Regions from separate parts of the Homo sapiens genome. Here regions 2 and 3 are each linked to region 1. Evidence: read pairs that join two places in POLR2A ChIA-PET (ENCODE). Cell type or tissue: OCI-LY7. All regions are shown on one strand. Region 1 overlaps BICDL1 (BICD family like cargo adaptor 1). Region 2 overlaps LOC112268087 (a long non-coding RNA gene). Region 3 overlaps CIT (citron rho-interacting serine/threonine kinase).

Region 1 (5,000 bases):
GAGAGTCTTGCTCTGTCTCCCAGAGTGCGGTGGCTGGAGTGTAGTGGCACAATCTCGGCACACTGCAACCTCCACCTCCTGGGTTTAAATGATTCTTGTGTCTCAGCCTCCCAAGTAGCTGGAATTACAGGCGAGTGCCACCATGCCTACCCAATTTCTGTATTTTTAGTAGAGATGCGGTTTTGCCATGTTGGCAGGCTGGTCTCAAACTCCTGGCTTCAGGTGATCCACCTCGGCCTCCCAAAGTACTGGGATTACAGGTGTGAGCCACCACGCCCAGCCGTTTTTGCTTTCATTTTAAACAAAATGGTTTTCTTAAAATTCTTTCACTTACTATATCTTGGAATTTTTTTTAAAGTATTTTAAATGGTTGTATATAGTATTCCATATAGCACATATGGAGGTACCACGGCTAATGTAACAGCTATGCCATTGAAGGGCATATGTGTTGGTTATAGTGATTTAGTGTTACAAATACTGCTGCAGTGAACATCCTTGTTCATACATTTTTGCACTCTTCACATTTTTCTAGGTTAGATGCCTACAAACAGGATAGCTAGGTCAAATGGTATGTACATTTAAATTTTTAATAGATACTATCATATTGCTCCAAGAATGTTTTAATAGTCTATACTCTCCTCATATCTACCTTCATCAAGAGTGCAAAACCTATCATTCTGTATGCATACATAGTACAACTATAAAGAAAACTGAGGTAATTATCATCACAAAAGTCAAGATAATGGTTACCTGGGGAATGTGTGTGATTGGTGGGGAGGATCCCCGTCATCATGGAATGGTGCCTGGAGAGGAGGCTTCTGGAAAGCTGGCAGTGTTCTGTTTCTTGACCTTGGTGGGAATTATGTGGGTGTTTGCTTTATAATTATTTGTTAAGCAAGACGTATTTGTTTTATGTATTTATCTTTATATATGTTGTATTTCACAATTTGAAAAATTCATTCATTCATTCATTCATTCAAATACTTATAATGTGCACCTACTATGTATGAAGTCACTGTTCTGAGTAACAGTGATGCTACAGTGAACAAGGTGCATTCCCTGTCTGAAAATAATGCAGGAAGTTGACAGTAAAGAAGGAAATACATAAACAGACAAATCAGCTAGTGATAGTACTATGAATACAATAAAACCAGGTAAGGAGGAGAAAGTGGTAGCTGTAGAGACAACTCAATTTTTGATAGGATTCTCAGGAAGGAACCTTTGGGGAGGTGAAGTTTGAGCAGGATAAAAAGGAGCAAAAGAGTATTCCTGGCAAAGAAAACAACATGTAAAAGCCTAAGAACAGTGGAAAGAAGGCTGCTATGACTGGGGTGTGGTTAGCTTGGAAAGGGTTAGGAGATGAGATCAGAGAGGTAATCAGCAGCCAGATCTCATAGGGCCTTGCTAGCTACCAGGGGTTTTAGTCAGTGTGCTGGGAAGCCAGTGATATGTTTTTGGCAGGGGAGCATCATGACCTGATTGATAACAACTTTTAAAAGATTAGTTACTCTAGGAGGATGGATTATCGGGCTGAGGGTGGAGGGATAGAGATGGATGAAGAAGCGACTCCCCAGGTAGAGTTGATGGTAGCTTTGATTATGGAAGTGTTGAAACGGGTTAGGTTGGATATATGTTTTGAAGGTAGAACTGACAAGACTTACTAATGGAATAAATGGTTGTGGGAAGGAAGGTTAAAGAAAAAAAATAATCAAAAATGACTCCTAGGTTTTTGTCTTGAGCTACTGGAGGAATAGTGGCATCATTAACTTGAGAGACCAAAGGCTAGAGGAAGGAAAGAGGGATAGGTTGGAATATAAAGTCAAATAATTCATCTTAGACTGTGTGGATAATTAAGGTTGAGATGCCCTTTACATATCCATGTTAGTTTCACATAAGTAGAACAAATGAGAATTCTGTTGTATTGAGGTGAAATACTGAGTTAAATTTCCGCAGCCATCTGAGCTCTCTCAGGACCTGAGACTCTGTTCTAGTACCTTTCATGAGGTTGTCACCAAGAATTTCCTCATTCACAGTGACGGAAGCTGAATTCAGACAAGAGTGTCCCCCACCCCCCACGTACACACTCTCAGCTCCTAGAAGAACCACCTTCTGAGTTCATGCCTGTGAGGTGAGATGTGTAGGAGGAAGTTAATGCAAACAGATGCTTTGTCTGTTTCCTGCCTGTTTGGAGCTGTTTTCCTCAGTCAGCCTCTAATGCCTTATCCACACACAAAGAATACAGTTTGCATACTAGCTGAAACTAATCTTCTCTGAAAAGACTAATTTTCCTCTGAAAGGTAAACAGATCCTTGTTCTTTAAACAGCTCATTTTGGATTAGCAACTCTGCGTCTGGTACACTTCTTGAAGCACATTTCTCCCAGTTTCCTTTCTTGGAGTTAAAGACATTAATACAGTGTCCATAAGTGTCACCACCACTCTGCCTCTGTTGAGTGATGCAGAACCATTTTTGTTTCTAGAACACTTTACAGTGAGCAACAGCTGGTTATCAGAAGTAGTTTTAATTGCTGAATGGGCTTTTGTTCCTTTTGAGGTGGGGGCTGTATTATTTGTTTTTTTCTTAAAAGTCTGCTTCGTTTACAGAGGCTGGCAATTTTTAGTCATCCTATTCTAGAAAGAAGTTATGAAAACAAGATAATTTCTCAACCAAATAACAGCTATTTAAATTTCCAAAGGACGTTCTCATATGTGACCTCTTCTGATCCCATTCCTGCCTGTGATGGAAGTCATGATAATTACTCTTTCTTTTTTTTTTTTTTTTTTTTTTTTTTGAGACAGGATCTCACTCTATTGCCCAAGCTGGAGTGCAGCAGCGCCATCATGGCTCACTATAGCCTTGACCTCCTGGGATCAGGTGATCCTCCCACCTCAGCCTCCCAGGTGGCTGGGACTACAGCTGTAAGCCACCATTCTTGGCTAATTTTTTATACTTTTTATAGAGATGAGTTTCACCGTGCTGCCCGGGCTGGTCTTGAACTCCTGGGTTCAAGTGATCCACCTGCCTTGGCCTCCCAAAATGCTGGGATTACAGGCGTGAGCCACTGTGCCCAGCCAATAGTTACTCTTTATTTGGCAGATAAGGAAACTGAGGGTCAGAAGTTTGGTGACACTTGCTCAAGGCCTTGCAAAGGTTACATGTTAACCACTGGCTTGAGGATTGGCTTTTTGTAAATCTTCCAGGATGGGTAGTCAATTGGAAATAAAAACCACTTCATATGTATTTCTATCTCATTGATTTGGTTGATTTTTTGGTTGATATTTGCTGGGTGGTATTGTTTTGGATGCCTTTTACATCACTAGGTAAAATGAATCCAAATGTTTGGAATTCATTCTTAGCAATGTTTGTTATATTAAGGATGTACTAGAAGGATTAAAAGTGGTATATTGAGAGGACCACTTCAGCTAAAACAGAAAAGGGCCTTTTACATAGGAGCTCTCTTCTGTGAAGACAGATTTTCCAGCATTTCCAGATTGTGCTATTGCTAATTAGTAGGTTAAACACATTAGGGTGGTAATTGCTTATTCTTCCGGCATAGAGGTGTTTTTTTTTTTTTTTTGGTAGATTCTTGTATTGATTAGTTGAGCCTGTTCTTTTCTTTTTGAGATGGAGTCTTCCTCTGTCACCAGGCTGGAGTGCAGTGGCGCAATCTCGGCTCACTGCAAACTCCACCTCCTGGGTTCAAGTGATTCTCGTGCCTCAGCGTCCCGAGTAGCTGGGATTACAGGCACACGCCACCACACCCAGCTAATTTTTGTATTTTTAGTAGAAATGGGGTTTCACCATGTTGGCCAGGATGGTCTCGATCTTCTGACTTCATGATCCGCCCGCCTCGGCCTCCCAAAGTGCTGGGATTACAGGCATGAGCCACTGCGCCTGGCTGAGCCTGTTCTTAATTATTTACCGAGAGAGCCATGCCTGATTCAAGAGTCTTCAGGTTGGTTGTGTGGGCTACAAGTATCTAGTTCTGGTTTTCTTTTTCCAAAGAGGAACGCCTAAAGTTCTAGTATATTGGGCCTAAATTTTGGAGGTTTGAAGGCCCAAGATTCAGATTAATTACTGTAGGGGTAGATCTTTTTCATGCTTCTAGATTTGGCTTAATGTGGCAGTTAGTCTTTCTTTTTACCTTGAAATCTGGATTCACTCAATCCTTGTAGACAGCTTGGTATATTGTGTAGGAGAGATAAAAATAGAGTTTAAATGAGCTGCCCTTGCCTGATGTGAGGTGGGGCCCCCAAATTTTGTACTTGGTAAATGGTAGGAAGATTGCAGATGGTAGGAAGGTTGGAGTTGACAGGCAGACAAAAAGTTGGCAGCATACTATATACTCTTTTGTTACTTATGCTGGTTAGCCCATAGTTGTGGTTCCTAAGTATTGTTGCTTTGAAAAACAAAATATCTGTATCCAGTGAATGAACCATCAACAGAAAAGCAAGTAATGTTTTGACACAGATAGCATCATCTCCATTTCTCTACATTGGCATCTGGGCCAATAGTCCAGTGCTATTATAAGTGTTTTAGAGCTAAAAGAGAACTTCTGGTCTATCTGGACCAGTGGTTTGTGAAATGTTTGCTCTTCAGGGATTCTGCAAACTTGAATGTGTTTTTAAAATTTGTAACACTCCAAAGAACCATTACCAAAATAGTCATCATGAACCCTCTTGAGATGTCATGTAGAACACACGCAAGACCACCAGTGCCTCAGCCTGTGCTGCCAGCTTTGCCTGAATGTGTGGAGACGCCAGCCTGCAGCCTCCATGCCACTTCTATTAACTAAAGAGTATTATGCAGTTGTAAGGTGGACTGAGTAAAACTGGTTGCGCTTGTAACTGCTTCACTGGGTGAATAAAACAATTTGTTTTCAATATTTAAAATCAACTAAATTCACAAATACATGCATACTGAGTAAGATTGCCACCATCATCCTTATCCTCCAATTTCAAATTATTTTGGAAAGGTCTAATTTTTCTTAATTGAGTTTAT
Region 2 (5,000 bases), 61 kb before region 1:
GCAATCTTAGCTCGCTGCAACCTCCACCTCCCAGGCTCAAGCGATTCTCGTGCCTCAACCTCCCGAGTAGCTGGGATGACAGGCATGTGCCACCATACCCCGCAAATTTTTTGTATTTTTAGTAGAGATGGGGTTTTGCCATGTTGCCCAGGCTGGTCTCGAACTCCTGAGCTCAGGCAATCTGCCCACCTTGGCCTCCCAAAGTGCTAGGATTACAGGTGTGAGCCACTGCACCCAGCCAATCTGATGGGTTTATAAAGGGCAGTTGCCCTGCACACACTCTCTTGCCGACCATCATATAAGACATGCCTTTGCTCCTCCTTCGCTTTCTGCCATGATTGTGAGGCCTCCCCAGCCATGTGGAACTGTGAGTCCATTAAACCTCTTTTTCTTTACAAATTACCCAGTCATGGGCATTTCTTCACAGCAGTATGAAAATGGGCTAATACAATGTAGGTCCTATAAGTCTCATTAATTCATTCAACACAAATTTTCTGGACACCTATACTATGTGGTAAACACTGTTCTAGGCACCGGGTTTAAGAAGTCAGAGGCCAGAGAGGACTGTGCCTCTGCATCTGTGTCTGGTCACAGAGTCAGTTTATAAACCATTATGTGTATCTTTGTGCTGCCTATTATTTTACAGAACAATAGTCAAATGCTTTCGATGTGCTCAACACAATGCTAGGCACAGATGAATAAGGGTCTGTTCCAAGAAGACACAGAATGGGAGAAATGGTCAAAAATAAAGGTAAAATGTTACTCCTCACTAGTATTTATTTACTTATACCCTGTTGTGTTCCAGAAAAGATTTAAGGCAGCTTACAAGGATACATAAAACATAGCTAGACAGCATAAATTATACATAAGAGAAGGAAGAAGAAAAACAAAACAAGAGTGAGGATTGAAATGGGGCCAGAGATGAGACTAACACAGGGATAAATATGATCAGTTCCTCTGTGCTCATAGCCTGGTGCAATCACAGGTGTGGTGGATGTTATTGGGGCCCTGCCCAGAGACCCTCAACACTCATTTCTAAATGCCAAAGAATGTTCCTCGTGACTCTCTGAATGAAGGCTTTGTTCTGGTTGTGGACGCACACCTGGTCTGCAAGCAGGATAGCCTAGAAGTCCCAGAAAGTTCAAGTCCCTAGAAATAGCCCTCACCCAGTGAGGGATGGGAGTTGTTAGATAAATACCCCAGCTCCTGGCCAGGCGCAGTGGCTCATACCTGTAATCCCAGCACTTTGGGAGGCCAAGGTGGGTGGATCACTTGAGATCAGGAGTTTGAGACCAGCCTGACCAACATGGTGAAACCCCGTCTCTACTAAAATTACAAAAATTAGCCGGGCATGGTGGTGCACGCCTTTAATCCCAGCTACTCAGGAGGCTGAGGCGGGAGAATTGCTTGAACCCAGGAGGCGGAGGTTGCAGTGAGCTGAGATCGTGCCATTGCACTCCGGCCTGGGCGACAGAGCCAGACTCTGTCTCAAAAAACTAAAAAAAAAAAAAAAAAACCAGTTCCATATTTATCCTCCATTGAGATAACCCTGAGGCATGTTCTATACAGTCTTCCAGGGCTCCCCAGTGAGACCGAGCTCCTGCTGCCCACAGTGGTAACCCGCTTGGTAACAGACCTTTTATTGGCTGACTTCCTTTCTCTGTCTCCATTTTTCTGTCCCCACACTGTTGTTTCCTGGGATCACCTCCCAAATAAACAGCCTGTAATTGAATTATTGTCTCAGCAAGGATTCTTGGGGAGCCCAACCCAAGACAATGCACTATGCCTTCATCTGCTATTTAATGTAGAACTCCAGGCTCCTGCAAAGTTTGTTCCCTGTCAGAATTTCCAGGAATGCCCAGGAGAGGATCACACACAGAAACGAGTCTTGTCGGTCTCAGGTTTGTGGGTTTTTCCTCCTTTCCTCCTGTTCTGGATGCACTGATATTAACCAGGCATGCTGCTATTTTTGCTGGGTGTTTTTTGGTTTGGTTGTTTTGTTTTGTTTTGTTTGTTTTTTATTTTCTTGAGACAGAGTCTCACTCTGTCACCCAGGCTGGAGTGCTGTGGTGCAATCTCGTCTCACTGCAACCTCCACTTCCCAGGTTCAAGTGATTCTCCTGCCTCAGCTTCCAGAGTAGCTGGGATTACCGGCATCTGCCACCATGCACTGCTAATTTTTGTATTTTTAGTAGAGATGGTGTTTCACTAGGGTGGCCTCGAGCTCCTGATCTCAAGTGATCTGCCCACCTCAGCCTCCCATAGTGCTGGGATTACAGGTGTGAGCCACCATGCCCGGCCTATTTCTGCTGGTTTTGACTATCTCAGTTGATTTCCACTTTATCCAAAGAACATCTGCACCTCGTACCATTGGGTACCATCTTTGCTATCAGGCACTGTTGGCTTTTATTGGGTACTAACTGGCCCAAGATGCCAAAGCTATATGACGTTCAATGGTGATGTTCAGTAGAGGGTACCCACACTGTGTTCTGCCATGTGGACAAGATGCCAGAACAACATTGCTTGGGGGCCAAAATGTAGTTTTCATTAAGCAATCCTGTTTTCATTAAATAACCCCTAATGTTCCTTTAATTTTTACTTACAGCCATAATCACATAAAACTCAAGCATGGGTTAGGCAATAAGGAATGGTCCTGATAATTAATCTGAGTGATAGCTACCCCACTGTCCTCAAAAATCACTCATTCAAACTTAGCCAGATAAGTCTTGGTGGTTTTTTTGGTTTGTTTGTTGTTTGTTTGTTTAAGACAGACTCTCGCTCTGTTGCCCAGGCTGGAGTGCAATGGCATGATCTCAGCTCACTGCAACCTCTGCCTTCTGGGTTCAAGCCATTCTCTTGTCTCAGCCTCCCGAGTAGCTGGGACTATAGGCACATGCCACTACACCCAGCTAATTTTTGTATTTTTAGTAGAGACGGGGTTTCATCATGTTGGCAGGCTGGTCTCGAACTCCTGACCTCAGGCGTGAGCCACCACACCCAGCCTAGGTTTTGTAATTTAAAATGGAAATCATTTACAATATGCTAAGCCTAGGATGCCAGATACAAAATGCCACATATTGTGTGATTTCATTTATGTGAAATATCCAGAATAGGTAAATCCATAGAGACAAAATATAGATTGGTGGTTGCCAGGGGCTGGGAGGAGAGGAGAATGGGGAGCAACTGTTTAGTGAGTATGGGGTTTTCTTCAGGGGTGATAAAAATGTTTTGGAACTAGACAAAGGTGGTGGTTGCATGACATTGTGAACGTACTAAATGTCATAAAGTTGTTCATTTTAAAATGGCTCATTTTGTGGCCAGGTGTATTGGCTCACGCCTGTAATCCCAACATTATGGGAGGCCAAGAACGGCAGATCACTTGAGGTCAGGAGTTTGAGACCAGCCTGGCCAACATGGCAAAACCCCTTCTCTACTAAAAATACAAAAATTAGCTGGGTATGGTGGCACGTGCCTGTAATCCCAGCTATTTGGGAGGCTGAGGCACGAGCATTGCTTGAACCTGGGAGACAGAGGTTGCAGTGAGCCATGATTGCACTACTGCACTCCAGCCTGGGTGACAGAGTGAGACTGTCTCAGAAAGTTAATAAAATAATAAAATAAAATAAAATAAAATAAAACAAAATAAATAAAATAATAAAAAATGGTTTGTTTTGGGCCAGGCATGTGCCTTAGGCCTATAATCCCGCACTTTGGGAGCCTGAGGTGGGAAGATCTCTGGAGCCCAGGAGTTCAAGACCAGCCTGAGAAACTTAGTAAGACCCTCTCTCTACAAAAAAAAATTCCAAAATTAGCCTGGCCATGATGGCGCATGCCTGTAGTCCCAGCTACTCAGGAGGCTGAGGCCAGAGGATCACTTGAGCCTGGGACGTCAAGGCTGTAGTAAGCCTTGATCCGCCACTGCAGTCCAGCCTGGGAGACAGAGCGAGACCCCGTCTCTAAAAAAATATGAAAAATAGGCCGGATGTGGTGGCTTGGTGGTTCACGCCTATAATCCCAGCACTTTGGGAGGCTGAGGTGGGCAGGTCACCTGAGGCCAGGAGTTCGAGGCCAGCCTGGCCAACATGTTGAAACCCCGTCTCTACTAAACATACAAAAATTAGACAGGCATGGTGGCGGGTGCCTGTAATCCCAGCTACTCAGGAGGCTGAGGTGGGAGAATTGCTTGAACCCAGGAGGTGGATGTTGCAGTGAACAGAGATCACGCCACTGCACTCCAGCCTGGGGGCAACAAAGTGAGACTCCTTCTCAAAATATATATATATATATAAAATTAAAATTAATAAAATTTGAATAAAATTCCAACCTCAGTTTCTCAGTCACAGTGTAGCCACAATCCACGTGCTCAATAGCACTAGGCTATGGCATTACAGGACATGTGACTTGACTATTCCTATGCAACTCGTATAGCTTTTTAAATCATTTATTTCTGTTTTGACTTCCCAGCACTTGCCAAAAGCTTTCAAGGTGAAGTGTCCCAGTTTATTTAAGCACCACCTGGCAGCCGCTGAAGTGTCACGTTTCTATTTCACAGGAGCTAGCCATGAATCTGATTGCTACTGTTCCACATGATTAGCACGTTTGGGGTGACAGATTGTTGGGTTTGTCACACTTCGGAGCAGGTTGTGATTCTGTAATCGTTTTTTCTGAAGGGAATGAAGCATCAAGAAGCTACTGGTCTGGACCGGGTACAGTGGCTCACGCCTATAATCCCGGCACTTTGGGAGGCCAAGGTGGAAGGATCACTGGAGCCCAGGGGTTCAAGACCAGGCTGGGCAACATAGGGAGACTCCATCTCACCAAAAAAATTAGCCAGGCGTGGTGGTACACGCCTGTAGTCCCAGCTACTCAGGAGGCTGAGGTGGGAGAATCACTTGAGCCCAGGAGGTTGAGACCAGCCTGGGAAACATGGTGAGACCTTGTCTCTACAAAAAAAAAAAAAAAGAAGCCAGTGGTCTGTGTCTCAAGAAGCGACATATCAT
Region 3 (5,000 bases), 150 kb before region 1:
AAACTGGTTCTTGGGGGAATGGGGAGGTATTGTATAATGGATAGAGAGTTTCTGTTTGGGATGATAGAAAAATTCTAGAAATGGAGAGCGGTCATGGTTGTACAACATCATGAATGCACTGAATACCACTCAGTTGCACATTTAAAAATGGTTAAAATGGTACACTTTATGTTATATATATTTTACCACAATTTTTTAAAAAAAGGTTCTTGAGTTTCCCACCCATTTCCCCCTCCCCACCCAAATGTCCTCATTTCGCCATTTCCCAGTCTGTTCTGAACCACTGAACACACACACACACCCACACACACACACTTGCATAGCATTCTAGTACTCCAGAATGTCACACTTCTACCCAACATGTTCTCATCACTTCTCTCTGCCGAGAACCTACATTTCCCCCCATCGGTGAGAACTGTCCCTAACTGTCCCTTGCTCACCCACAACATCTCCCCTCACATCATCGTTAATTAATTTGCTAATTGCTCTCCCACTTCTGTGATACTTTAGCTGGTAAGCACCTGCTTTATACATTTGCATTTTTCCTCCACTTTCCAAGGTTGTTTTTAAACACTGAAAATAGCAACCATGGGACTTCTATTCCTTTTGCAAGCTTCCTGCAGAGCTGGGTACATTATCAGACATATCATGTGCACTAAAATGTCTGTAAGTAATAAATTACTCTCTGAATTCCAAGGCTGACGGCCATCTCTCTAAAACACAGCAAATGAATCAATATGTCTAGAGACAGTAGCCTTGTTTAAAAGAAAGAAAAATACCACAACAAAAAAGATAACGTTCTACCTGCTCTCAAACAAGCAACTCCCTAGCCACATAACAAAGAATGTTATTTGATTTCTTCAAAGGCCTGTTTTAAAACCAAATCCATATGCCCACAACACAAATACCTAAAGCGTGTACAAAAGCAATCTGATTCACCCCACCATATGTATATCCTGAGTCCTCAGCTAATGGTCATAAAAGATCATCTTAAATTCATTAGCTAAAAGGCCACCTTGGTTCTGAAATAAATTACAACGATAGAAACATGATACATCAAGAGGAATTTGTGAGCCTTCAAAATTAGCCAACATCAGTTCAAGAAGATGAGCTAAGAACATGAGAGACCTTTTTGCCCCAACTATAATTAAATATAGAGTCACAGAGGAAAACGTGCTTGATCCTAGACGCCAGTGCAGCAGATTATCGTCTTTGCAATGAACACTCCGGTACAGAAAGTGGAAAAGCATGATGTTAAAATCCTCCTACCTGCTCCTGGGCCAATAAAGCCTTCTTCTTCATCACTTTCATAGCATAGATGTCCCCGGTTGCTTTCTCTCTTACCACCTGCACTTCAGCAAAGTGACCACAACCTACAAGACTTCTGACTTCGAAGTCCTTTGCCGAAGGCTGGAGCTCCTGTAACTCAGCTATGGTGTCGGAATCTGCAAAAGATGCAAGAGTTAGCCCCAGGTAAATAAAGCATGCAAATATATGCATCTTTATGAAAGAAAAAAAAAAAAGAAAATAGCATTCGGATAGCTTCCCTCACTGTCAAAGACATTCACTTTCTCATCCATCATGAATAATTATAAAATCAGTACAAAAGTGTTTTTATATGTTAAGTTAAAATTAAGGGCTCTAGAAATTCCAAAGTACAGTTTCCATGGCAGCTACAATTTGAATCCCATAGACTCAGAAAATAGGGAGAGAGGATACAAATTATGTTTTCCTTCTTCCTCTCTGAAGGCTGCAGGGCAGTGTTTGGTCAAGCATGCTTATTAGCATTTAGACTGGTTTACAGTGTGACATAGTCAACATGAGTCTAATTTAGACCAACTTGGGACCTGGTTTCCAGATCATTCCATTCTAACTACATGCGCTTAGTTTTATCCCACTAGCCCAAGGTTCATCTTCCTTGGATTGTATCCATAAAGCCTTCGTAGATCTAATATGTGGCAGTGCTTAAAGGGGCAGAGGGGTCCAGGCATGGTGGCTGACGCCTGTAATCCCAACACTTTGGGAGGCCTAGGCAAGTGGATCACTGGAGGTCAGGAGATCGAGACCAGCCTGGCCAACATGGTGAAACCCCATCTCTACTAAAAATACAAAAATTAGCCAGGTGTTGTGGTGCACGCCTGTAATTCCACCTACTCAGGAGGCTGAGGCACAAGAATCACTTGAACCTGGGAGGCAGAGGACACAATGAGCTGAGATTGTGCCACAGCACTCCAATCTGGGTGACAGAGTGAAACTCTGTCTCCAAAAAAAAAAAAAGGCGTGGGGGCCAGGAGCAGTGGCTCACGCCTGTAATCCCAGCACTTTGGGAGGCCGAAGCGGGTGGATCACAAGGTCAGGAGATCCAGACCATCCTGGCTAACACAGTGAAACCCCGTCTCTACCAAAAACATACAAAAAATTAGCTGGGCATGGTGGTGAGCACCTGTAGTCCCAGCTACTTGGGAGGCTGAGGCAGGAGAATGGCGTGAACCTGGGAGACAGAGCTTGCAGTGAGCCGAGATCACACCACTGCACTCCAGCCTGAGTGACAGAGCGAGACTCCATCTCAAAAAAAAAAAACAGCGTGGTGGGCAGAAGGGCTTAGCACTCAGAGAACTAAATGGGGTTCTGACATCTGCTCTGCAGGGCTGACATACTACATGTCCAAATGGATTTGCAACTATAGTTTTCTTACCATACAGTCTTATTATTTTTCCAAGTCTAATCTTTCAGTCAGAGATCCTCAACGTATGAAGTATGGATTAAATGGACAGTAGATTTGGAATCTAACATGTTTATTAACACTCTAGATACACTGATCTGAGACATCGCTAAATGTACGATGACTCTAATGACCTGCAGGAATGAAGGGGAGCAGCAGTGGCTGACCCAAAAATTTAATCCTGCACGTTACAAGGGAACAGCATCATACACAGGCATTACACACCAAGGGCAATGCAATGCTTATAATCAAAATTATCCTGGAAAATCCGGCAGAAAGATGCCACACTGAAGACCAAGAGACTGTCTTAAAATCCCAAACACACACTGGAATCTTCTGGGAACTGGAAGGGATGGCCATTTCAATGGCTGGGCAGCAGATAAGGTTAGGAGCTACATTCCAGAGTCATACTCAGCCCTGCAAGTGGCTCACACAATGAGACAGACTCGGTCCATCAAAGGGAAAGCCATTTCATACCACAGTCAGTGAGTGGCATTTTAATGAATTGGCCAATGTCATTTTTTTCATTTTCTTAGTTTTTTTTTTAAGAGACACAAATGGCTGGGCGCAGTAGCTCACGCCTGTAATCCCAGCATTTTGGGAGGGCGAGGCGGGTGGATCACCTGAGGTCAGGAGTTCAAGACAAGCCTGACCAACATGATGAAACCCCATCTCTACTAACAATACAAAAATTAGCTGCACACAAGCGGCCGCTTTTAATCTCAGCTGCTCGGGAGGCTGAGGGAGAGAATCACTTGAACCTGGGAGGTGCAGGTTGTAGTGAGCAGAGATCGTACCACTGCACTTCAGCCTGGGTGACAGAGTGAGACTCCGTCTCAAAAAAAAAAAAGAACACAATCTTGCTCTGTCGCCCAGGCTGGAATGCAGTGGTGAAATCATAGAATCATAACTCACTGCAGCCTCGAACTCCTGGACTCAAGGGACCCTCACCCACCTCATTCTCCAGAGTAGCTGGGACTATAGGCGCACACCACCAATCTGGCTAATTTTTAAAATTTTTTTGTACAGGTAGGGTCTCATTATGTCACCCAGGCTGGTCTCAAACTCCTAGACTCAAGCAATCCTCCCACCTTGGCTTCCCAAAGCACTGGGATTACAGGCATGAACCATCGCACTCAGCCTGCAACTGTAACTACTCTTGCCCACCCTGTTCCTTTGTTGCACGGGTGGAGTTGAAATCTCCTGTGTCAGAGGCTTATAATGAGTGCCGCGGTATTGAGAGTCTTCTCAGCCACAGACCCCACCCCTCACTTCAGCAATCATCCTGAATACACCTTCCCTTGGTCCCTTGGGGAACCAGGCAAGAGTGGTGGGTGGATCCACATGAAGTCGTGACCACTGTAAAAAACAAATCTAGGGCACCTACATGGGGAATGCCATGAAGAAGCAAAATTAAAAGCTGCACGGTATTTTCCTTTTACCCTGACAATGCTGTAACAAGCCTGTCTTCCTTCCCTCTTTCCAAGTTTCTTCCAGATCAAGTATTTGAGTTTTGAATTATAATTCCCCAAAAACTTGCTGGATTGAACTTGATTTTGTTATTGCTCATACACAAAGCCAATCTCTCCTAATTCTCTAGTATGCCTTGGATTGTTTACAAAGTTGCTTAAAGCAGTGTCCAACTTAATAACTCTGGGCCTGTCAGTGGCGACCACCAGCTTTCTCAACTGCACAAGGAGACAGACCACGGTGCTTTGCAGGCAAAACCATGACAATACTCTCTTGGAATTCTGAGAAGCCATTCCAAATCTCCATTTCTTTATCTAAAGGCTTTTGGATTATTAAGGTGAACAGATGAGAGGCTACATTCAAGCCTATGATTACTTAAAAAAAAAAAAAAAAGACCAGGCGCAATGGCTCAGGCCTGTAATCCCAGCACTTTGGGAGGCCCAGGTGGGCGGATCACCTGAGGTCAGGAGCTCAAGACCAGCCTGGCCAACATGGTGAAACCCCATCTCTACTAAAAACACAAAAATTAGCTGGGTATGGTGACACATGCCTATAATCCCAGCTACTCGGGAGGCTGAGGCATAAGAATCACTTGAACCAGGGAGACAGAGGTTGCAGTGAGCCGAGATCAAGCCACTGCACTCCAGCCTAGGGGATACAGCGAGACTCTGTCTCAGGAAAAAAAAAAAAAACTTCACAACTTCTCTCTATACCAGCTGCTTCTGTGACCCCAAAACCGTCACATCACTCCACCCCTGTGCACTTTTAGCTGCAGTATCTAAGGGCCCAGTGGGCACTGAATATTGAG

The links. Peaks named below come from ENCODE experiments on the same cell type or tissue, not always from the same donor. Only the 100,000 strongest peaks of a DNase experiment are listed, where the experiment ranks them.
Region 2: POLR2A ChIA-PET joins it to region 1 with 5 read pairs; 4 of 35 experiments call an interaction of 5 or more read pairs at or near these places.
Region 3: POLR2A ChIA-PET joins it to region 1 with 5 read pairs; 2 of 35 experiments call an interaction of 5 or more read pairs at or near these places.

What each region holds. Positions count from the first base shown.
Region 1 is chr12:120,005,387-120,010,386 of GRCh38, forward strand. The region is part of intron 2 of BICDL1 (BICD family like cargo adaptor 1); the gene reads left to right. Among named protein-coding and RNA genes, the nearest start is that of BICDL1, 19 kb to the left of the region's middle. In OCI-LY7, no CTCF peak of the experiment used is centred here; a DNase peak (open chromatin) is centred at 2,095; H3K27ac peaks cover 806 bases.
Region 2 is chr12:119,944,797-119,949,796 of GRCh38, forward strand. It overlaps LOC112268087 (a long non-coding RNA gene), which reads left to right. Exons shown (of 4, transcript XR_002957391.2): 2 at 647-751. Among named protein-coding and RNA genes, the nearest start is that of BICDL1, 42 kb to the right of the region's middle. In OCI-LY7, no CTCF peak of the experiment used is centred here; no DNase peak of the experiment used is centred here.
Region 3 is chr12:119,856,254-119,861,253 of GRCh38, forward strand. It overlaps CIT (citron rho-interacting serine/threonine kinase), which reads right to left. Exons shown (of 48, transcript NM_001206999.2): 4 at 1,270-1,445. Among named protein-coding and RNA genes, the nearest start is that of CIT, 19 kb to the right of the region's middle. In OCI-LY7, no CTCF peak of the experiment used is centred here; no DNase peak of the experiment used is centred here.